Regions from separate parts of the Homo sapiens genome. Here all the other regions are linked to region 1. A link is a loop called in an ENCODE intact Hi-C map of the cell type or tissue named here. Cell type or tissue: psoas muscle. All regions are shown on one strand.

Region 1 (8,000 bases):
ACAAACTGTAAATGTAATGTAACAAACATAAGTATAGTGTACTCATTTTTAAAAACTACCTTAAGTGAAATCTAGGACCAGCTTAATTTGACCAGGTGAGGTAGGACCTTCCTTAACTGGCTTCCAATGGTACTTCCAAACTTGAGGATTTGCTACATTTATATTCTTTCCCTTCTCCCCTCATCTGGGTATCTCAGGGACAACCCTTGGAAGTGCCACTTAGATTTCTGTCCACTGTCTTTAACCCATCTCTTCACCAAAGACGTAGTACTTGGCCAATTATAAAGACTAACAATGCAATTTAACTAAAGTTAGCTTTTCACTGTGATTCCAGGGCCAGTTTTTAGACCAAATACCTGGGCCATATTACCTTCCCTGACTCTAATCTATGTCAGTCCACTTAAATGTCTTTTTCTGTCTGAAGTCCATGTTCTATCCCATACTGTAAGTTGCTGCATTAGTTATTACATTAGTTTCCTAGGGCTGACATAACAAATTACCACAAACTAGATGGCTTCAAGGAACAGAAATGTATTGTGTCACAGTTCTGGAGACTGGAAGTCTGAAATCAAGATGTTGGCAGGACCATCCTTCCTCTAAAGGCTCTTGGGAATAATTCTACCTTGCCTCTTTCCAGTACCTTGTGGCTCCAGCAGTCCTTGACATTCCTTGGTTTGTAGCTGCATCACACCAATCATGGCCTTCTTATCCTTGTGTCTCCTGTCTCTTTGTATCCTCTTTTCTTCTTTTTTTTTTTTGAGACGGAGTTTTGTTCTTGTCGCCCAGTGCAATGGCGCCATCTCAGCTCACTGCAACCTCCTTCTCCCGGGTTCAAGTGATTCTCCTGCCTCAGCCTCCTGGATAGCTGGGATTACAGGTGCCCACCACCATGCCTGGCTAATTTTTGTATTTTTGGTAGAGACAAGGTTTTACCATGTTGGCCAGGCTGCTCTCGAATTCCTAACCTCAGGTGATCCACCCGCCTTGGCCTCCCAAAGTGCTGAGATTACAGGCATGAGCCACTGCACCCGACCTGTATCCTCTTCTTTTCTTGCTTGCTTTCTTTTTTGTTTAGAAACAGGGTCTTACTCTGTCACCAAGGCTGGAGTGCAGTGGCATGATCATAACTCACTGCAGCTTCAAACTCCTGGGCTCAAGCGATCCTCCCTTCTCAGCCCCAGCCTCCTGAGTAGCTGGGGCTACTAGAGGTGCATACCACCATGCCTGGCTACTTTTTCCATTTTTTGTAGAGAAGGGGTCTCACCTTTCCTTCATTGGATTTAAGGTTGATCCTAATCCAGTATGACCTCTTCACCTGATTACATCTGCAAAGTCCCTATTTCCAAACAAAGTCAAAGTCACAGGTACCAGGTGTTATGACTTGAATGTATCTTTTTATGAGCCACAGTTCAACCCACTACTATTATCTATTGCTGTGTAACAAATTACGCTAAAATTTAGTGGTTAAAACAACAGACATTTATGATCCTGGGTCAGGAACCTGAGTGCTGCTTAACTTTGTACCTCTGCCTCAAGGTTACAGTCCAGCCGCCAAGTGGAGCAGTGTCTTACCTGATAGCTCTACTCGGGTGGGAGCGTCTGCCTCCGTGGCCACTCTGTTGGCTGATTTGGCAGTTTTAGCAAGTTGATAGTCAAATTTGGAGGAAATGATTAACAGCAAAACTGAAGAGGAAGGTATGGGCTTCTATGCTAGCACCTGGGGCAAAGTAAGGAAATGGAGGAACCTGGTTAATCACTGTTTCCCCACCTGTTCCACTGACCAGTGCCTAAGCCCATGGGAGAGTTGGATGGAGGGGGCATAAGTAACACTACTTAAGGTCACAAGATATCCTGGGTACTGTGAGACTTTGTGCATGGGTGCAGTTTGGTGGCCAGAGGCCAAATACAGCTTGCAGTTGTGTTAGGTTTGGCCTGAAAAATGGCCTAGCAATTTTTAATTAGTTTCCAACACTTGAAAATTAGGAGATTTCACATAAAAATCAAACTTCCTGACTTCTCTCATAAGAAAAATATGGAAACACACAGTACCTTTGCATAGTACTATGTACACTACCTCGCTCACTACAGTTTGCATCTGGCTGCTGCATATAGACATGGGTCCATGAGTCCTACTCTAGTCTCAGTGGTAAGACACAGCCAGTGCCTACCTTGCAGGATCAGATATTCCCAAAATAAATATTTATTTATTTTGGAGATACGGTTGGTTCTGTTGCCTAGACTGGAGTGCAATGGCGTGATCTCGGCTCACTGCAACCTCTGTCTTCTGGACTCAAGCGACCCTCCCACCTCAACCTCCCGAGTAGCTGGGACTACAGGCAATACTACCATGCTGGGACTACTACTCCTGAGTAGTTGGGACTACAGGCACATACCACCATGCCTGGCTAATTTTTGTATGTTTTGTAGAGACAGGGTTTTGTCATGTTGCCCAGGCTGGTCTTGAACTCCTGAGCTCAAGTAATCCTCCTACCTCAGCCTCCCAAATTGCTAGCATTACAGAGGTGAGGCACTGCACCCAGCCTACAATAATTTTATTTCTGGTATCAAACCCAATTTTAAATTCCATCTTTTTAATAACTAGCAGTCATAGTTTTAAATTTATGGTTACCACTTACTCATTTATCAAATATTTATTGGGGAGCTAGTATGTGCAAGGTGCTATGCTAGCTCCTGGGAATATTGAGACAAGCCAGATATGGCCCCTGTCTTTGTGGAATTTAACTTGTAATTTAAAATCAGTGCGAAAGTTTTGAAATGATTTAAATTACCAAAAATAACGTCTGAGATTTACAGTTTTAAAATGAGTACCATTTAAATACTCTGTTTTGTTCTACAGGAAAGTTCAAGTAGATTATGTATCATTGACTATTAATTTTTCTTACTGCTTTTCCCCCTTGCAGGAGAAATGCTCTCATATGGAGACAGGCAAGAGGTGGAAATCAGAGGGTGCTCGCTTTGGTGTGTTGAGCTGATCCGGGATTGTCTTCTGGAGCTTATTGAACAAAAGGGTGAAAAACCTAATGGAGAGATCAATTCCATTCTTCTGGATTATTACTTATGGGACTATGCCCATGACCATAGGGAAGATATGAAAGGAATTCCGTTTCATCGCATACGTTGCATATATTATTGACCTCAAGTGTAAACTGATCCAAAGAAAACCCCCTGCGTTTTATATCATATCATCTGTACAGTTTTGCTTTGATATTTAGAGAACATGATCGAGGTTATAGGAAATTGATTGCCCATTCTCACTTGAAAAATACTTCCTAGGCCGGGCACAGTGGTTTATGCCTGTAATCCCAGCACTGTGGGAGGCTGAGGCGGGTGGATCATCTGAGGTCAGGAGTTTGAGACCACCTGGCCAACATGGTGAAACCCCATCTCTACTAAAAATACAAAATTAGCTGGGCGTGGTGGCACGTGCCTGTAATCCCAGTTACTTGGGAGGCTGAGGCAAGAGAATCGCTTGAACTCAGAAGGTGGAGGTTGCAGTGAGGCGAGATTAGGCCATTGCACTCCAGCCTCAGCAACAAGAGTGAAACTTTGTCTCAAAAAACAACAACAACAACAACAACAACAACAAAACTTCCTAGGCCAGATGTGGTGGCTCATATGTATAATCTTAGCACTTTGGGAGGCCAAGGCAGGAGGATTGCTTGAGGCGAGGAGTTCAAGACCAGCCTAGGCAACATAGGGAGACCCCCATCTCTACAAAAATTTAAAAATTAGCCTAGCATGGTGGCACGCTCTGTAATCCCAAATACGCGGTAGGCTGAGGCTGAGGAGGGTGGATTGCTTGAGCCCAGGGGTTTGAGGCTGCAGTGAGCCACAGTCACGCCACTGCATTCTATCCTGGGCAACAGATGGAGACCTTGTCTCAAAAAAAAAAAATTCCTGACATCGCTATGTATTCCCAACTTTATCATTTGTCTGCCTGTTTAGTTTTGACTTATGTTTTTTTTTTTTCCCCCCTGTGGACATGTAGTTGACGGAAATCGTGAAGGAACTTTAATATTTTATTTAAATTTCCCAAAACTAATCATGCCTTATGTGACTAATCTTCAGTGATAATATTTCATCTACTGATATATTTTCTTGAGGTGTGTAATTTTCAGTATACCTTAATCATTTGGTATAAAAAAGAGAGAGGTTTTTGATATATGAATGCTGTTCTTGTAAAAATCAATCTTGACACTTTATTTTAAACTTTTTATTGGTAATGACAGTGGGTTTTGTACATCATGATTTTCAATTTAGGATATCTGTCTAATTTGTTTTTTCAGAGTAACTATATTGGAATTCAATAAAAATATTCAAAATTTTTCTTAAACCTGGAATGGATTATTTCATTAAAATAGAATTTACTATATATAATTTTAAAAGGTTTACTGTAAGTTAGATTATTTACCTTCTGCTGCAGAACTCTCATTACCTGTCAAGTACTCATTTCCCACCACCCCCGCCACATTCCTTCTAACAGAATCTTGATTTTGTTAGGTATCTACCTTGTCTGCTTGCTGTGACTTCAGAAAAGTCAGAAAAAGATGCCCTTTTCCCAAGCACTTTACTGCCATCTGCTGGAAATTTGTCATAATAACCTTACAAATGACTGTGAGTGAGGCCTCCTGGAGTTGTGCACTACACAACTTGCACAACCATAGGAGTGGTCCTGTGTCTATCCCTGTCCTGTATGACTCAGGGGATGGTGATCCCATCCCCAGTTCTGGAGGTAGATCTTGTATGAATGGTTTACTATTCCTGGTCACTTTACTCTCCTTGCCTGTGATTGCTTTGATAATGGGTATATAATCTAGTTCTGGACAGTGACACTGGATGACAAGTCTGCTGGGAAGCTTCTAGAAAAGGATTCTTCACTTTTAAGAAAGAGATATAGGACAAAGTTCCCTTTTCTTCCTCTGAGCAATGCTTTTAGCATGATACCTGCTATCATGCAGGTAGCCATTTTGTGGAGCTAGAGCCCAGCTATACTTTCCATGCCTGAGCCCATCCTATCCATGGACTTCATACTTGAGATAATAAACACATTACCTTATTATTTCCAGCATCTTGAATTAGTTTTCTGTAACTTGTACCAGAAAGCATCATAACAGTTTCCAGTGTAATCTCTGGGCCTCTGCTCCTGCCACCCTTCTGGCACTTCCTGTCTTCCCTTCCCCCTTTCCCTCTTCTCCTCCCCTTTGCTTCTCTGCCCTCCTCCTTCTTCTTCCCTTCTTTCCCCTCCCCCCTCTTTTTCTTCTCCTTCTCCACTCTCTTTTTTTTTATTTTTTATTTTTTATTTTTTTAGAGATGGTCTCACTGTCACCCAGGCTGGAGCACAGTCGTGAGATCATAGCTCATTGTAACCTTGAACTCCTGGGCTCAAGCAATCCTCCCAAAGTGCTGGGACCACAGGCGCATGCCACTATATCTGGCTAATTTAAATTTTTTGTAGAGATGGGGTCTCACTATGTTGCTCAGGTTGGTCTCGAACTCCTAGGCTCAAGCAGTCCTCCTGCCACTGGCCTTCCAAAGCACCGCGTTTACAGCTGTGAGCCATGGTTTCCCAGACCCAGCTGCCTTTTCTCTTCTGCCACTGAGCATAACCTGGAATCAATCCTGGATGCCTGCATTCTAATCTAGCCAGCAGGATTGAAGCAATAAAGAAGAGTAGAAAGAAAGGGTTGAAGCCAGGTGCAGTGGCTCGCTCCTATGGTCCCAGCCACTGTGTGGTGGGGAGGAACTGAGGTAGGAGGATCCCTTGAACGTAGGAGTTCATGTCCAGCCTGGGCAATGTAGCGAGATCCAGTCTCTTAAAAAAAAATAAGGAAGAAACAAAAAGAGTTGACAAGAAAGGCTCTAGTAGCCACCACATTCCATTTTGGTTTCATCTTACTAGAATTTAGTCACGTGACCACAACTAACTGCCAAGAAGGCTAGGAAAGTGGCATGTATTATGGGCATTGGATACCAGCTAAACTGTGTAGAGAGTATGGATGGGCCTGGGCACAATGGCTCATTCCTATAATCCCAGCACTTTGGGAAGCCAAAGGCGGGATGATCGCTTGAGCCCAGGAGGTCGAGGCTGCAGTGAGCAATGATCACCACTGCACTTCAACCTGGGCAACAGAGTGAGACCCAGTCTCGAGAAAAAAAAAAAGTATGGGTGGATACTGGGAAACAGCAAGAAGTTTTTGCCACCCATTAAGTGGATTTTATAGTTTTCTTACCTGATACAGACTAAGAGCATTAAAATAACATTTTGCCTAATGGCTTTAACAGCCATGGATGATTATTTTTCAGATCTATTATTTCATTAGGGATTGCAAAATGGTAGTGTTCTAGTTCTAACATTTTTGGTTTTTGGGGATTTGTGTGGAGATAACATCCCTCTTGGATTTCAGGGTAGTCTGGGGGAACATAATTAACATGGGGCTAGCTCCTGACGTTCCAGAAGAGAATGGAATGTAGAATTAAGTTCTGAAAGTGTTTTCAGTTGTGTTGATTCATTCTGCACACCCTTTTAAAGGTAATGAAAATGTGCACAGCCTCCTGAAACTCCCTGGCACAGTCCTCCATTCAGAGAAGTCTTTTCTAATTCTTTGGTGACTCAGTTTCCTTTAGTAGCCTTTGATTTGCCATCAGTTATAAAATATTTTGTTTTGTAAACAAATTTCAATTATTTTTCTTCAGAGGCCTCCTAATGATTTGCCTCACTCTATGAACTCAAGTTGTTTAGCCAAGGCACCTTGTCAATGCTTTCCAACCAAAGTAAACAGGTTAGATTTATTACTTGTAGCATGGGGTGACTCAGTAGGAGGATTATTTGGGGCAGGGTCTAAGGAAACTGTTCTGTTGAGATTGGATACTCTCAGAAAGCAGGATCAGTTATACTATTGGCTGCTCTACCATTGACTGCCTCAAATTTTTTCTATAGGGAGGGCAGACAAGAGTAAGGATAAAGCTGTCATTGGTAAAGAAGTCAGCAGTCACTCATTTTAGTGGAGATAGGATGTTTGGGTACTTTGTACGGCACGATGCCCTTGTATTTTTCTGTGGTTAGGCAAAATTCTGAAGTGGCCTTATTTAGTCTTACTTTATCATGGTCTCTGAGTAACCTTTCTGATCCAGTCTCTAAAAAAAAAAAAAAAGAAAGAAAGAAAGAAAAAAACAAAGGGTTGACAAGAAAGGCTTTGGTAGCCACCACATTCCACTTTGGTTTCATCTTACTAGGATTTAGTCACGTGACCACAACTAACTGCCAAGAAGGCTAGGAAAGTGATTATGTCCAACAGAAGACTAACTGGTATAGCTGTGGGTGCCAGGCCAGCTTTTTATCAGGGGCTGCTTTTTTTCCTTTATCAACCTTAAACTTCTCCCTAATTAGCACCAAGGCAAATTAATAGATTTTGTTTCATTCAATTCAGAAATCATGTATTGAGCTTCCTCACAGTGTCCCCTCCCCTGAAGCTGAATGGATAATGGCTTAGTCAGGCTGGCACCCCAGTCTGCCCCAGATGCGGATTTAATGACTGTATATGACCTAGGGGATCAGCTTTGAGGCAACTAGACCTTCCTTTTCCTTGCAACTCTGTGACCCGTCTTTCTCGAGGTGTGCTGTTTTTTGCTTTAGTTTAAAATTTCCAGCTTTTTGGTGGGTGCTATAGTCAAATACAAAACCTAAACAAGTAAGGGAATTGATCTATTCAGGCTATTACAATAGGAAAAGCACTCCAAATCCAAAGATCAGAGTCTCTTGGCAGGGTGGTTTTGCCTTAGACTTTTATAGAGAGGAGTATACAAGTTACAGGTGGAGGACTTACATGTGGGATTGTTTTGCAATCAGAAGTCTCAGTCAGTTGCCAAACAGGAAATATTTATCTCTGTGTCATGCTGGTTTTAGGTGGACAAAGAGTTCTAATAGAGAGACAAAGAATGAGGAATTGGGCTGAGCATGGTGATGCACATCTGTAATCCCA
Region 2 (8,000 bases), 320 kb before region 1:
CACGGTGGCTCAAGCCTGTAATCCCAGCACTTTGGGAGGCTGGGGCAGGCGGATCACCTGAGGTTGGGAGTTCGAGACCAACCTGACCAACGTGGAGAAACTCCATCTCTACTAAAAATACAAAATTAGCCGGGTGTGGTGGCGCATGCCTGTAATCCCAGGTACTTGGGAGGCTGAGGCAGGAGAATCGCTTGAACCCAGGAGGCAAAGATTGCAGTGAGCCGAGATAGCACCATTGCACTCCAGCCTGGGCAACAAGAGGGAAACTCCATCTCAAAAAAAAAAAGAAAAAAGAAATCATTTTCCCCCTTTTTAAGTCAAAGACTTACATGACTGCCAGCCTGATTAGATGAGAGAGGCAGTGTTAAAATATTATATTGACAAAAATGTACTTCAAACCAAGGAAAGTTTATCTTCACCTGCAGATTCAGCTCAGGTGGATGTATATTGCTCATTAGAGTTTCAGAGCTAAAGAAAGTAGCTCAAGCTCACTGGCACTTTCAGAGATAAAGAAAGTAGCTCAAGCTCACCGCTAGTGTCTTTTTGGAGAGCAAGTGATCTGGGCATCTCAAATTGTGATCTACAGAAACTGTTAAATAATTCCATTGCATCAGAGAGCCTGTTCTGAGATTCTGCAGACTCACGTTAAACAGAAGGAGTAACAGGATCCATCCTCCTCCTAAGGAATTTAAACTTATTTATTCATTCATTTACTTATAACCACCCTTTCCCCAGTGTGGACAGAACTTAAAGTGATTTGCAAAGACCCATAAAATAATCTGAATTACAAATTGATGTAGCACAGCCTGCTACTTGTCTCCTAATAGCCCATCTCCATTTCCTCTGCAGTATTGAGACTGCTCATTTTCAGCCAAAATACATGGTTGCCCACCTTTCCCAGCTGTTCTCATAGCTAGGTGTACTCAGGTGACTAAGGTCTGGTCAATGGGATGTAAATGTCAGTTGCATGCGCAACTTCTAGAGAGCATCCCTTAAAAGAAGGTTTAATTGTGTCCCTCTTCTCTCCCATTCTCCTTCCTGCTGGCTGGATGTTGGACATGATAGCTGGAGCCACAGCAGCCCATCTTGTACCATGAGTTGAAAGCTGGGTGTTGAGGACGGCAGTGCAACACATAAGAGGTCTGGGTTCCTAATAATTCTGGAGCTGCCATTCTAAACTTGGACCACCTACTCAGAGAGAAAAAGAAGCTTCTCTCTTATTTAAGCTACTGGTATTTTGTGTTTTCCATTCCCCACAGCCAAGCTTAATCCTCACTACTAATGCAAGTGAGACAAAAAAAGAAAATGGCAACATATAATAGAGTAAGAAATAAACAACACAAAAATATATACCATAAAAACCATATATATTTGCTATTAATGAGTCGCAAATTTAGATTCAAGCCTTCTAGTGGTTGACGTGGCTTAAAACTTTTAAGAACACAGCTCTTGGGATCATATGCTTATTTTTTAAATTTCTCAAAAGAAATACTACTATTCCTGATGTTAAAAACAAACAAATTTATTCTGAATTTTTATAAAGAGGGCATCTATCATTTAATGTAATTAACAACAACTGAAACTACTTCCTTATAGTAGAAACAACGTGTTTCGTGATGTTCTTCAGTATAGGTCAGGAGAATCAAAGTGAAGATGATTTGAAATCGCCCCGTGTAGCTGTTCATGTGCTACACTAAATTGAATTCTTTCTTTCTTCATCCCTTGCAAACACTAGCTAGGCAGTGACTTACACAGGTAACTGGTGGGAGGATAAGAAAGTGGCTTAAGAAGCCAAATTGTTATAGAATCAACCCACATCAGTGTTGTCTACCACCAGCTCCAGTACCAGCATCACCAACGAGAAAAGGATAGAATAGCCATGTCCTCCCTTCCACAAAGGGTACCCCATTCAACTTTTCCATTTTTGGCTTATTTTCTCCTTTAATACATTCAATGTTACTTACATTTAAATTTTCTAGGTTATTTTAAACGTATTAAAAGCCATGTAGGCTAGGCACGGTGGCTCATGCCTGTAATCCCAGCACTTTGGGAGGCCGAGGCGGGCAAATCACCTGAGGTTGGGAGTTCGAGACCAGCCTGGCCAACATAGTGAAAACTCTTCTCTACCAAAAATACAATAATTAGCTGGGCATGGTGGCGGGCGCCTGTAATCCCAGCTACTCAGGAGGCTGAGGCAGGAGAATCACTTGAACCCAGAAGGTGGAGGTTGGAATGAGCTGAGATCCTGCCACTGCACTCCAGTCTAGGCAAGAGAGTGAGACTCTGTCTCAAAAAAATAAATAAATAAAAATAAAAGCATGTGTCTTTGCACGCACATGCATGTAGGAGGAGGAGAAACTCAATGTGTGATATTTTACTTCTACTGTCTGCATATTTCTAAATATAAAATACAGGTAGATATGAACAAAACTCAGATACATAAGGCATAGGAAACAAAAAATATAAATATTTAACTTAGGATTCATGCACCTCAACTGTGAATACAAAGTGGCAAGCATCAGCAATTTATGTCTCATAAAGGAAACCAGAATGGATCCCAACCCAGAGGCAGTGACAGGCATCCCTGAAGCCACGGGATACATTTTCAGCAAATTTAAGCACTTAAGTGAGATGCTTGCTGATATAGATCCTCATATTTGCTCCATCGATTCTAGGGCATTTCAAGGAGGATCCTGCCACAAAGATTCGCTGGTCAAACCTGGTTCTCTTCCTTGCCTTAACCTGTTAAAGGGATGACGTATGAACATACTGTGTGGGGAATGAGTGGTGAATTTGCACCACCTATGGCAGACAATTACACACTTTGCATCCAACATGGTTCCTTTATAACTTATGACTAGGTTTTGCTAATATATTCTTTCCTATAACCCAACACTGGCTTTGAGAAAAAGAAGTCTACGCTAATTTTTGTTTGTTTGTTTTACCTTAAGCATTACCTATTTTCATGATGCAAATACTGTACCTACATCGGTGAAGTAGAGGGGTGCGTGGATATCTTCAGGATAGCCAGTCATTCCGAATAATTCTAGTCCCACCCGAACAGAACACAAAATGAAGTCCTCTTTATCCCCCAGTAAGAATGGCTGAGCATCTTTTCTCATCTTTAATCTAAATTAACTGCTCAATTCACCTGGGCAGCCACAGGCGAAAATCTCAGAAGTTTATCACACTGGTTTAGTTATTATCTCCCTAACTACTAAAAGCCACTTTTAATTTACATACTGAATGCACACACAAGTTATTTTTCCTACAAATGGAATCTCTAATTAGGATCAGCTTCATTCGAAACTGGGCAGCAAATGGGAAAATGAGAGGATTAGAGAACATCATTAATAGCAACTGCAAATAACCTTTTAATCAATTTTGAATATTTCCCTCTGAGGACTCACTCTTCCACTTATGAAACAGAAAATTTTGGCCTGCCATTAACAATAATCTCGACAGCATGCATAACAATAGTAATAATGGGCATTTTAAAAGTCAACCAACATGTGGATAGATATTTTTCATTATGAAATGCTTTCATTTGCATTTTTATCTCCTTTGATCTTACACCTGCCGTGTGTGTGTAGTAAGGTGTTTTTACTTCATTTCACAGACACAGGGCAAAGGGGTTAAGAGTGTGTCAGGTTACTTAGGTTTGGGTCTCAGTTCTACTGTTTATCACCTGTGTGGCCTTGGACAAGTTACTCAGTGTCTCGGAACCTCAGTAAACTTACAAAATGAAGACAAAAATGTCTACCACAGACAGACGGTGTGAAATGCGATCACACTAGTAAAATGCTCCATTAGTGGAGGATGGGTTCAGTGCTCTTCCCAGGGATGAGTAGTTTAATCTGCAGAACCAGGAAGAACCTGGGATCCAGATCTGGGGCTTGCCTGAAGCAAGAATCAATTTCAGAGCAGAATCAAGATTGACATTTCCAACACTTAACCTTTTTCCATTTCTGCTGTCCTATCAGCTACGCGAGCGCTCTTAAAGAATAAAAGGAATATGGAAACTCCTTTGGGACAGGGGTGCAACACAAATATTTTATGATCAATAGAAGAATCTATAAATAATGAATAGAACCCATAGAATCGTGCTGTCAATCCAGAAGCCTGGAAATGATTGTCACAGATTGCTTTTGCAGCTTGGGCACAGCGGAAAGCAGCCTGGCCACTTAGGGGACGAGGCCTAATGCTGAAGTCCAGAGCTGGCCACAAGGTGGCAGGATGTCACCAGCGAGCATGCTCAAGCCCAAACTTCCTGGAGCAATCTCCTTGTTCCCGCCCAGGCTAGGGCACTGATTGACGCCTGAAGCTCAAGATGACAACTTGAAATATTCCAATCAATATCAGCCCGAAATCTAATGCCAAAAATTCCGTAAATGCCATTCTTCTGCCTAATTGCTCAGCTCTTAGACAAGACAGTAAAACAGGCACGTCATCCTCCATGTACAAAAAGAAACTTCAAGGTGACCGTGAACTTATTCCAATATAAATGACTAACTCTTTTTGCATGAATTCCAATTTTCAAATGTACTAAAAAAAGTGAGAAGCTTTGGGTGTCAGAAGCAATCCTCCAGAATTCCTGGAGCTCTCCTATTATAATGTTTTCCTACAAAGATGAATATATCTAGCCAGGCACAGTGGTTCATGCCTATAATCTCAGCACTTTGGGAGGCCAAGACAGGAGGATCACTTGAGCCCAGGAGTTTGAGACCAGCCTGGGCAACACAGTGAGACCTCGTCTCTACAAAAAATAAAAAAAATAGCTGGGCATGGTGGCATGTGCCTATAGTCCTAGTGACTCCGGAGGCTGGTGCAGGAAGATCACTTGAGCCTAGGAGGTTTAGGCTGCAGTGAGCCATGATCTCACCACTGCTCTCCAGCCTGGGTGACACAGTAAGACCCTGTCTTTAAAAAAAAAAAAAAAGACTATATGTTCAAAAAATACTCAAATCTAAATTATTTCTATACAACTCAAATGCCACCAACCATTTTTAAAACCTGAATTTTCCTACCAACCTATTTCTGAGCTACCTTCTCTCTTTTCCTCTCCATAAAAGTGAATGTCTAAAGGATGATACAATAATTTAAATAACAGCCTAACTTTATACAAGGTTTTATATAGACTTGTATTATTTTAGAATCAGACAATAACTGGGAGATTATCTATTTCAATCTTTCATTTTCTTAAGAAAGAAACTGGTGTTGCCAGAGGTTAATAAATTTGCCAAATATGACACAGCAAGTTAGGTCAGAACTGAGACCCAAACTTTGGTCATCTCTCAAGATAGTTTGGACTAACTATGACCATTTATTTAACTGTGCCTGGAAAGTCATGACTTTCCTTTAGCCTGTAGAACAGCAAGCCAATAACAAGGAAGAAAATATCAGTTCAGTATTTTGCTCCATAATTCCAGCAGTTCAACTTGGCTTTGTACTAGAAACAATGATTAGGACAAACACTATCTGAGGAGCATCAAGATGAATACAATAGTAAAGCCCTAAAAATCAAATAAAATCCCTAACAGGTCACAGCCATTCAAACGGGATAGAAGATTGAGGAAAATTCAAGCAGAAGGAAGAAGATGCCTCTCCAGGGATGCTGGAGACCCTGAGCCCTCTCTCACAAGATGTGACTATAAAGTAATGCGACTGATTTTAAAAGAAACACAACCAGAGCTTACACATCTAAGTGAGCCCTGTGTTGCTTGGGGAGCTGCGTTTTTGTGGCAAGGATGCTGCCGCAGCTCAGATATTAACTCTTGTTTGGGAATTGTCTTCAGTGTCTTCTTTAGCACGTTCTTCTAAATGTTGATCACACACACAAATCTTGGTCATGCGAGAGTGGAGTTTTTTCTAGAAAACTTACAGTGTCAACTCTTGGAAAAAGGTGGCGGGTCAAGGTAGATCATCATATTTTGGGATAAATCTGAGTTGCATGTATTAAATAGTAACTGGGTTCATTTTCCCTTGTGGCTTAAACATTGGACGGTGTGCTTCATCTAGAGAAAAAGATTCACCCACATGGAGTCAGTCAAGGAAAAACCTTAAGGAGCATGAACAAATCTTTGTGTTACTGACTTCAAAGAAAGGCCTCTTAATTCTAGTTCTTAATAATTTTATGTCTGTTGATAAGCTACTCTTCTGTCTCTCAACCCACATCTAAGCTCTTCTAAAGGAAAGGTCAATTATTAGATCAAATCATATGAAATTACTGCTATTTGACCATATTTAATGTACAAAAATCATGTCTTTCAAGGTAATCCATTTAACAGCTTTATATCTTAATAGAGGCCAGGTGCGGTGGCTCATGCCTGTAATCCCAGCACTTTGGGAGGCCAAGGCAAGTGGATCACAAGGTCAGGAGTTCGAGACCAGCCTGGCCACCATGGTGAAACCCCATCTCTACTAACAATACAAAAAATTAGCCAGGCATGGTGGCAGGCGCCTGTAATCCCAGCTACTCGGGAGGCTGAGGCAGGAGAATCGCTTGAATCTGGGAGGCGGAGGTTGCAGTGAGCCAAGATCACCCCACTGCACTCCAACCTGGGCAACAAGAGTGAAACTGTCTCAAAAAAAAAAAAAAAAAAAAAAAAAACTTAGTAGAGTGGTAAAAAGCAGTTCAAACGTGTTATCTAACATCACCCTGCTGCTGAGATGGACAATACTGAACATCGATATTGAGATCCTAGAGCATGTGATGTTAAACAGCCTCACAAGAGCCAAACGTCAGTTTTCTCTCTTAATAGTCCTATTTTTTATGCATTTAGGTTTTTCTCACCATCTAATTTAAACTGCACATCTTGAGGGTATAAAATATTCTGCCAAACACACCCACAAACAGCCTTTCACAATCAGGGCTATTCTGTAAAAACCATCCGTCTTACCCCAAGCAATGATGATAATGTGATTACCTACATATTGGAAAGCAGGTCTGCCAATTTGGTCCCTCTAGGTCCTGGGTCTCAGCCAGACAGGCCAGCTGATCTGATTTGTGCCTAAGCGATTTCACTAAGGAACAGAGTGTACCCTCCGCCTTTTCACCTCCCTCCCGCAGGGCAGATGTGACCCGGCCGATCACGGTTGAAGTTACTGTGCAGTGAGCCTTCTTTCCCCCTCTAGTTCTTCTCTTTGCTTTTCATTTCTTCGTTATCCTGCATTTATCATCAAAACGTGATCAGAGAAGCCCCTGGCCAGTTCTGCCCCTTCCCCCCTTGCTACACACCAGGGTGGACATTCATTTGAATATTCAGATTCATCCTCCAGTGTCTCTAATCTGCCTGGGAGAAAGGACTCATTGGTTAGAGCATAGAAATTTCTGGTTATTATTTCAGCATACAAATGTCATTTTATGTTTGGGTGGGTCTGCAAAAACTGTGTGACGTTTATTTGCCTCTTACATGATATTCTTCTCAGTGAAGAAAATACATCACTGATAAAATCTGGCCCCATGGGGTTTACCCGGTCATCAGCAGAGCTATCAAGACCCCGCGTAGAAGAGGCCTGCTCCGTGCTTCCCACCCAGGACTCAGCATCGGCCTGAGCAGAAAACCTGCACCGCCCTCCCAATCCCCTCCCCTACTCTTTTTCAGCAATCACTATCAGTGGGAAGTCACTCTGCACATTCAATTACATTGTGACAAATCTTAAATTGTTCACCTGCGCCTCAAAATGAAAAAAAGTGGGGCTACAACGCTATGGAATTATGGTCTCTGCTGGGGTCTTCCTAGTAAGTCCTAGGCCTGGCAGGAGGTGTTCACACGTCTTTTGTTAGCAGCTGGGCTGACCTCGCCTCAAGGCTCTTTTTCATTATTGCTGCCTGGAAAGGTATTTCCTGTTTTTTGGGTTTTTTTCTTTTAAAAAATATTTTTTTAATGAATCTTTCGTGATCACGAAAGCAATCTCTTTTCAATATCAGAAAATTAGAAAATGTTAACTGGGCCCAGTGGCTCATGCTTACAATCCCAGCACTTTGGGAGGTGAAGGGG
Region 3 (8,000 bases), 380 kb before region 1:
TTTTTCTACTTTGGCAGAGGACATAATGTTTATAATTTGTTCTAGAATCATAATCCCTGGAATCATCTTAGATTTTATTATCAAATAGATTCAAAATGTACTAACTCTCTTTTTTTCATAATTTCTCCGTTTATCATTTGTATGGCTTCTTCCTCTAGCAGTTTCTTCAAGAAAGCTCATGGAAACCATATTCCTTTTTCTTTTTTTTTTTTCTGAGACAGGGTTTCACTTTTGTTGCCCAGGCTGGAGTGCAATGGCACAATCTCAGCTCACTGCAACCTCCGCCTCCCAGATTCAAGAGATTCTCCTGTCTCACCCTCCCGAGTAGCTGGGATTACAGGCACAGGCCACCACGCCCGGCTAATTTTTGTATTTTTAGTAGAGATGGGGTTTCATCATATTGGTCAGGCTGATCTCAAACTCCTGACCTCAGGCGATCCAACCTCCTCAGCCTTCCAAAGTGCTGGGATTACAGGGGTGAGTCACCACGCCCGGCCTGGAAACCATATTCTATGAGGACTCACATGTTTAAACTTTCTTAAAACTCTTATTATAAACCTTCCTTTAAGTTTTCTCCTTCGGGTACAGCACTCCCTCTCTTTCCCCTTTCCCTGACATTCCCATACATATGGGTTTCCTCTGCCTCCTGGCTCACAAAGTTCCCAAGGGAAGAATGTTAACAGTGTTCTGAAGCCATAGACATTGCTAGTGTTACAGCCACTCACAGCAGCATACAGAGACTTGACTTCTTGCACCCAATCCAAAGATCCCTCAGCATTGAAAGGTAACAGTGAGCCCCAGGCTGCCCACTGGGTCTCTTGCCACAGGTACTGCTGCTCCTTACCTGGCCTCTAAACCCACACAGGCAGGCAGGTAAAACAAGAACATCTCTGGGGAATGGTCTAGCTAGTGCCCATTAACTCACACTAAGGATTATGCACACCCGAGACTTGAGCCAGAAAGTTACATGAACCAAGTGAGTCAAGACCAATAGATAACGATCAAGGACTTCTAAAATACAGTCTTTGAAAATGCAATCATTCCTAGGCAAAATCCATGCAGTCGAAGAATAACATTTAGAGAAAGGGCCTTAAAACATTTGACATTGGTAGATGGTAAGAGTAAAAAAAGAGTTGAAGTGGGGTATGATCCCAAACAATTTTGAGAGATCAGATTCACCAAACAGATGTTGATTTTGATAAGTCTAATTTCAAATACAGAGGACAACACGACTGTAAATGCCCCAGAACAAGCGAGAAGCAAACTAAACCATGAAATTAACTTAATAGTCAATGAGCACTTACTATGTGTGCCACTGGATGGAGCCACCCAACTTTGTTAGGTAGGTACTGCCTCCATTCCCACAAGAAGCAAGACCACTGAATGAGTGCAAGACCACTCATGCAATTTGCTCTGGCAACCAGGCCAGAGCAAATTCTATAGTGAAGAAAGGCTCTCCTAGCACAGTGGTGGTACCTCTGCAGCAGAAAAACCCCCACCACAAGAACTGAGAAATGGAAGCCAGGCTGTGTGATTACAGCACAGTGCCAGGGAGAGGCTGAAGAATGTCAAACCAGCCATGATGACAAGACATGTCCACAGAGGCAGGAGTCCCCACCCATGTTACTCAAAGGATATATTCCACTTAAAACCAGCGTACAGGGCAGGAAGACCACTATTGTGGCTTGAGAAATGACCACAGAGCCTAGGTGTAGCTAAAAGTGGCCACAAGCTTCTCTGGAACTTTCAACACTTCTATAATTTATACCTTTGTCTTTTAATATCTGGAGTTCAAATCAGGCTTTCTAAGTTCTAATTTCCAAACGGAATTTAATTCCTAGGCACACTACTGTGTCTTTTGATCTTCACCAGGCCCAAAGAATCACTCCTCTATAGGCACAAGATGGTCTGGGGAGGGACAGTCTGGGCTGAGATTCTACCCCAGCCATTTCTGGCTACACAACCCAAGTCAAGTGATTTACTTATCTTTGCCTCAGTTTCCTCATCTGTGAAAATGTGGATCATGGTACCCACCTCATAGGCCTCTTGGAGTTGTTGTTGTTGTTGTTGTTGTTGTTGTTTTGAGACGGAGTCTTGCTCTGTCGCCCGGGCTGGAGTGCACTGGTACGATCTTGGCTCATTGCAACCTCCACTTCCCTGGTTCAAGCGATTCTTCTGCCTCAGCCTCCCAAGTAGCTGGGACTACAGGTGCCCGCCACCACGCCCAGCTAACTTTTGTATTTTTAGTAGAGACGAGGTGTTACCATATTGGCCAGGCTGGTCTCGAACACCTGACCTCATCATCCGCCCGCCTTGGCCTCCCAATGTGCTGGGATTACAGGCATAAGCCACCACGCCCAGACAAGAGTTTTACACAGTGTCTCCTGCCTACTAAATACTGTATCATTTGGTGCAAAATAAAAGCAAAAACCAAAAGTAACAAGAGAAAAGTTAGTTTCATCCCAATAAAGTTGAGGTGGATGGTACAGAGCCGGGGTGAGCCTCCTGCTCAAGGCTTCCAGGGACCCAAGTTCCTCCCAACTCAGCACCCTGACATCACAAGGATGTGGGCCTTGTATCCATGGTCCAGTTGGAACCATCCTCACACTGGGCAGCAAGACAGAGGAAATGACAAAAAGGAACAAGTGCACCTGCCAGCCATCCCTGGCGGAACATTCCCCGAGCTGCCCCCAACAGGGCACCCTTTCTACTTTCATTTCGTTGCCAGAACTTAGTTGCAAGGGAAGCTTGGATATGTAATCTTTTTCCTAGGTGACCATGTGTCAGCTAACATTCTTTGAAAAGGGATACCACAAATAGGGGAGTCATTTTAGAAATTTCCAGTGTTCTAGAAGTTATTATATGGTTTAGAAAGTGAATGAAAGGAAGAAAATAAAAATGCCTCTGTCCATCTCTGCCTCCCTCTAATAGCCACATAGAAAGTGCAAGATCAAAGAAATGGTGGGAAACAAACCCCAGGCACAATGTACTCCTGGTTACTAGGCTGTCCCTTCAAAGGGGGCTCAATCAGGACCCTCATCTTTTAGCACACCTAACAACTAAAACTAACTAGAGAAATTAAATGTGTAAGCTGTAAACGGCCTAGACATACTCACAATGCAATTCCCTCACCTTTCTTACACATTCAACAGAGGGATAGATTTTACCATGAGAACGCAGTCGTGGTTGTAGGGCGTTAAGTGTGCAAAGGTATTTAGTAATGTGAGTTGCTAAATAAATGGAAAGAAACATTGAGCTAAGACATTATCTGGGGCCCCATATCACAGCCCCACGACTCTAATTTAAAAAGAAGAAGAAAGACAGTTGTCTTAATGGTCATTTTCCAGGTACCAGTCAATATCCACAATAACCCCACTAATTCTGTTGGAAATCCTCAAGTGGGAGATATTGTTCTTCCAGAAAATACTAAAAGGCCAAGGCGTATACTCTGTTGGGGGCCAAATAAGACTATTACACAGTGGAGAACAAAACCACACGTGCTCTTGTTGCCACTTAAAGGAGTGCCCACTCTATCCCTCAACACACACACCTTCCACTTTCATTAACTTTAAAAACGTAGGATCCACCCGTGTTCCACCAGTAGTTTTCAGATCCTGCCACCAGGTGGCAGGAGGAATCAACGTCAAGAAGCTGAATCTCCTAATAGAATTAGAAAATGTCAGGATTCCGTAAGGATCCGCAAGAACCCCAAATCCAAACTGTGTTGTATGAATGAGGGAGTTAAGGCTTGAGAGAATGTGGCCTGCTCAGTAGGGACCCTAAGGACTAGCCCCTCAGTGACCTGTGTTCTGTTACTCCACCAATTCATGTTTGGTTTTATTTTTAACTTAGTATTAAGGAACATTTTAGCATCCACCAAAGTAGGAGAATAATAAAATGATTCTCCGGGTACCTGTCAGCCAACTTCAGCAATTAGCAACATTCTGTCATCTTCCCATACTATGTATATTTTTTCTTTTCATGCTGTTTGTTTGTTTGTTTTTTGAGACTGAGTCTCGCTCTGTCGCCCAGGCTGGAGTGCAGAGTGGTGTGATCTCAGCTCACTGCAACCTCTGCCTCCCAGGTTCAAGCAATTCTCCTGCCTCAGCCTCCCAAGTAGTTGGGATTACAAGCACCTGCCACCACGCCCAGCTAATGTTTGTATTTTTAGTAGAGACGGGGTTTCACCATGTTAGCCAGGATGGTCTCAATCTCCTGACCTCGTGATCCGCCCACCTTGGCCTCCCAAAGTGCTGGGATTACGGGCGTCAGCCACCACACCCAGCCCATGCTGTATTTTTATACCAAGAACCCAAGGGTACTACATTGCTGTGCTAATGCAACATTAAAATTACTGTGGGTCATTAATTCAAAACATTGTTAGTGTCTGCTATATGCAAAGAACTGTAGGATATAAGCAACTGTAACAAAAAAGGAAGTATGGCACAATACTTTGATGCATGAATCTTGTACTGTAACTTTTTTTTCATGTTTATTCATTCTTGTGTTTCAGTAAGTAGAAAATGCAATACAACTTGGAATTGCAATATTTGCTGGATTCCTGGGGCCAGTCAGAGATCTAAGTTAAAATTAGAGTCATACACTTGGTCTTTGAAGATGCAGTCATAGTCGTTGGGCTAACAGAAGGCATTTCCTGACACCATTTATCCATTACCTCACTCTAGAAAACGGCAAGTTGAAATGAGATGGGAGAAATATTAGATACCTCAAAAAAGATAAAAGAGACAGGAGACAGGTCCAGTGTTTGTCACTTCTGGAAACAGCAGCTGAGGGGTCCGGACGGCCCTATAAGAGCAAATCTCGTTCAGTTCCTTAAAGTAAAATCAAGACAGCCTCACACACACACAAAAAAGGGCATTTTTCTTATGACCATTACTGCCAGAGATTGCTTTAAACCAAAAAAAACCCATTTCAACATTTCGTAAATCTAACATCTAAGAATAAGGCTATTCAGCCTATGGTTTACCACGTTTTAGTTCATTTTATAAGTTGAAAATCAGTGTGATGTGATAGAAAGGAGAGTGGAAACCTGCCCCTGGTCCCAGCTCTGCCTATTGGAAAGTTATCAGGCCGAGATGAGGGCAATTGTCCTCATTCCTCTCTTCCCCTGGACCACTTTTGTATCAGAACAAAACAAAGCAAAAGTCATATGTTTCTTTTCTTTACTTTCTTTTCTTTTCTTTTTTTTTTTTTTCAGGTAGAGTCTTGCTGTGTCTCCCAGGCTGGAGTGCAGTGGCATGATCTGCCTCTGGGGCTCAAGCAATTCTCCTACCTCAGCCTCCCAAGTAGCTGGGATTATAGGTGCACAACACCACGCCCAGCTAATTTTTATATTTTTAGTAGACACAGGATTTTGCCCAGGCTGGTCTCCCCTCCCACTTCGGCCTCCCATCATGCTGGGATTACAGGTACGAACCACTGTGCCCAGCCGATCATCTGTTTCTTTACAAGCCCAGGATTTGTCAGCTGTTTGTTGAATCGGATGCTTCATCTGAACACCTAATCTTTGTTTGTCTCATCCTCCAAATTCCTCTAGGTATTTTTCATGAAAGAACATCTGTCTTTTGGCTGTAACTTTTTATTTTTTCAATCTGCACTTTTTTCTTAGAATGAAGAAAACTTTCTTGAGAACGAGAACACATCAGGAAACAACTCAATAAGAAGCAGAGCTGTGCAAAGCAGGGAGCACACAAACACCAAACAGGTACAGCAAGACTGTGGTGCATGACTCTAGTACCATGGCAGCCGCTGCGCAACAGGCACCTGAGAACAGTGGGCACAGAAAGCATGGCGCCCCACTGGCACGCAGAGGAACAGATTAAGTGGTAATTAAAGTGTGTGGGGGCATAGTCGTAAAGAAAACACACACGCCCAAACAAAGAGATTTTGTTTTTATCCACCTGTCCTCAGAGTTCCCTGATGGGAAGCATCACTTCACTATTAGGAGTTCCAAGCTCCATCTCAAGGAAAAAGGCATTGGCTTAGACAAAAGCATCTGAGCTTTAACGTAAATGACAGAAACAAGAGGAACCCTCTACTATGGTTCTGAATCTGGGTCCATCATGCACTCGCATTCCTTAGTAGCTTTATACCAGTCCGAGGGACTCTTGCTTAATTTCACTTACATGTTGAATTCTGGACAGGAGTTTATTTAAAGATGGCTTCCTGTTGCCAAAAAGGTGAACAAATTACCCATGTAGGTCACCCCTTAAAAGGTAATTCAGGGCCGGGCACGGTGGCTTATGCCTGTAATCCCAGCACTTTGGGAGGCTGAGGTGGGCGGATCACTTGAGGTCAGGAGTTCAAGACCAGCCTGGCCAACATGGTGAAAACCCATCTCTACTAAAAATACAAAAATTAGCTGGGCGTGGTGGCGTGTGCCTGTAATCCCAGCTACTCTGGAGGCTGAGGCAGGAGAATCACTTGAACCCAGGAGGTAGAGGTTGCAGTGAGCCGAGATGGCACCACTGTACTCCAGCCTGGGCGACAGAGCGAGATTCTCAAAAAAAAAAAAAAAAAAGGAATTTGGGGTGCCCACTAGTGTGTCATTTTGTGAGGAGTTTTCTCGTGGTAAAAGAATCACTTTTTTTTAAAGTAGACAATTTGGAAAACTTATTGTAGCAAAATTTGGAAAACCAAAAAAGGCTTATAATTCAAGAAAAAAAGTCAGTGCCTAACATTTTGGAACACAGCCTTTTTTAATGCAAACATACACCCACATGCATATGTCATCTGTATTGGAATCATACCATGCATAGTACAGTGTTTGGTAACTGTCTATTTTGCTTAATTGATTGTAAAAAATGTTCACTAAGTATTCTTCAACAAACAAAAAAGAAAACAATACTTATGTCCACATAAAAACCTACACATGGATGTTTAGAGCAGCTTTATTTGTAATTGCCAACACTTGGAAGTAACCAAAATGTCCTTCAGTAGGTGAATGAATAAATAAACTGTGGTACATTCAGACATGCAGTGTCTTTCAGCGCTAAAAAGAAATGAACTATCAAGCCATGAAAAGACATGAAGGAGCCTTAAATGTACATTACTGGGTAAAAGAAGCCAATCTAAAATGGCTACCTATTGTGCGATCCCAACTATACGACATTCTGGAAAATGCAAAACTATGGAGACAGTAAATAGTGCTTTCAAGGCATCAGGGGGTGGTAGGGACAAATAAGAAGTGTGGGGTTTTTTGTTTTTTTGAGATGGAATCTCGCTCTGTCAGCAGGCTGGAGTGCAGTGGCACAATCTCAGCTCACTGCAGTCTCCACCTCCCGGGTTCAGGTGATTCTCCTGCCTCAGCCTCCCGTGTAGTTGGGATTACCGGCACCCGTCACTGTGCCCAGCTAATTTTTTTTTTTGTATTTTTAGTAGAGACGGGGTTTCACCATGTTGGCCAGGATGGTCTTGATCTCCTGACCTTGTGATCCGCCTGCCTTGGCCTCCCAAAGTGCTGGGATTACAGGCATGAGTGACCACGCCTGGCCATAAGAAGATTTTTAGGGCCATGAAACTAGTATGCCTGATACTACAATGGTGGATACATGCCATCATACATGCGTCCAAACCCATAGAATGTACAAGACCAAGAGAGTCTCACTGCAGACTTTGGGTGATGGTGATGTGTCCATGTAGGCTCCTCAGTTGTAACAAATGTACTTCTCTGGGTTCATTTGATAGTGGGGAAGGTGAGGGTGGGTAGACAATACATGAAAAATCTCTATAGTTTCAGCTCCATTTTGCTGTGAACTTAAAACTGCTCTTTTAAAAATATTTTTAAAATATTTTTTTCATAAAAACAAAAATTTAGATATTTTTCAATTATAAATGAGGATATGAAGGCTGAGGAGTAGCTACTGGATTTGATAGCAATGGGCCTTGGGTGACATTGGCAGGATGCATTCAGCAGAAGCACAATCACAGTGGGTAGAGAAGTGGGCAGGGTGTGAGGAAGTGACCTCCAAAGAGTAAAC

Evidence for each region. Peaks named below come from ENCODE experiments on the same cell type or tissue, not always from the same donor. Only the 100,000 strongest peaks of a DNase experiment are listed, where the experiment ranks them.
Region 2: it touches region 1 in a loop (9-fold over the local background); 103 of 110 quality-filtered maps call a loop at or near these places.
Region 3: it touches region 1 in a loop (9-fold over the local background); 74 of 110 quality-filtered maps call a loop at or near these places.

Annotation. Positions count from the first base shown.
Region 1 is chr9:83,934,665-83,942,664 of GRCh38, reverse strand. QNG1 (Q-nucleotide N-glycosylase 1) reads left to right here. Exons shown (of 4, transcript NM_032307.5): 4 at 2,922-4,354. The coding sequence ends at 3,154. Among named protein-coding and RNA genes, the nearest start is that of KIF27, 17 kb to the right of the region's middle. In psoas muscle, a CTCF peak has its summit at 4,601 (motif pointing left); no DNase peak of the experiment used is centred here; H3K27ac peaks cover 1,976 bases.
Region 2 is chr9:84,257,564-84,265,563 of GRCh38, reverse strand. No RefSeq gene overlaps it. Among named protein-coding and RNA genes, the nearest start is that of SLC28A3-AS1, 17 kb to the left of the region's middle. RefSeq lists a silencer at 4,292-4,351. In psoas muscle, a CTCF peak has its summit at 4,232 (motif pointing right); a DNase peak (open chromatin) is centred at 4,233; H3K4me3 peaks cover 303 bases.
Region 3 is chr9:84,311,084-84,319,083 of GRCh38, reverse strand. It overlaps SLC28A3 (solute carrier family 28 member 3), which reads left to right. Exons shown (of 18, transcript NM_001199633.2): 2 at 5,630-5,725. Among named protein-coding and RNA genes, the nearest start is that of SLC28A3, 26 kb to the left of the region's middle. In psoas muscle, a CTCF peak has its summit at 3,638 (motif pointing right); no DNase peak of the experiment used is centred here.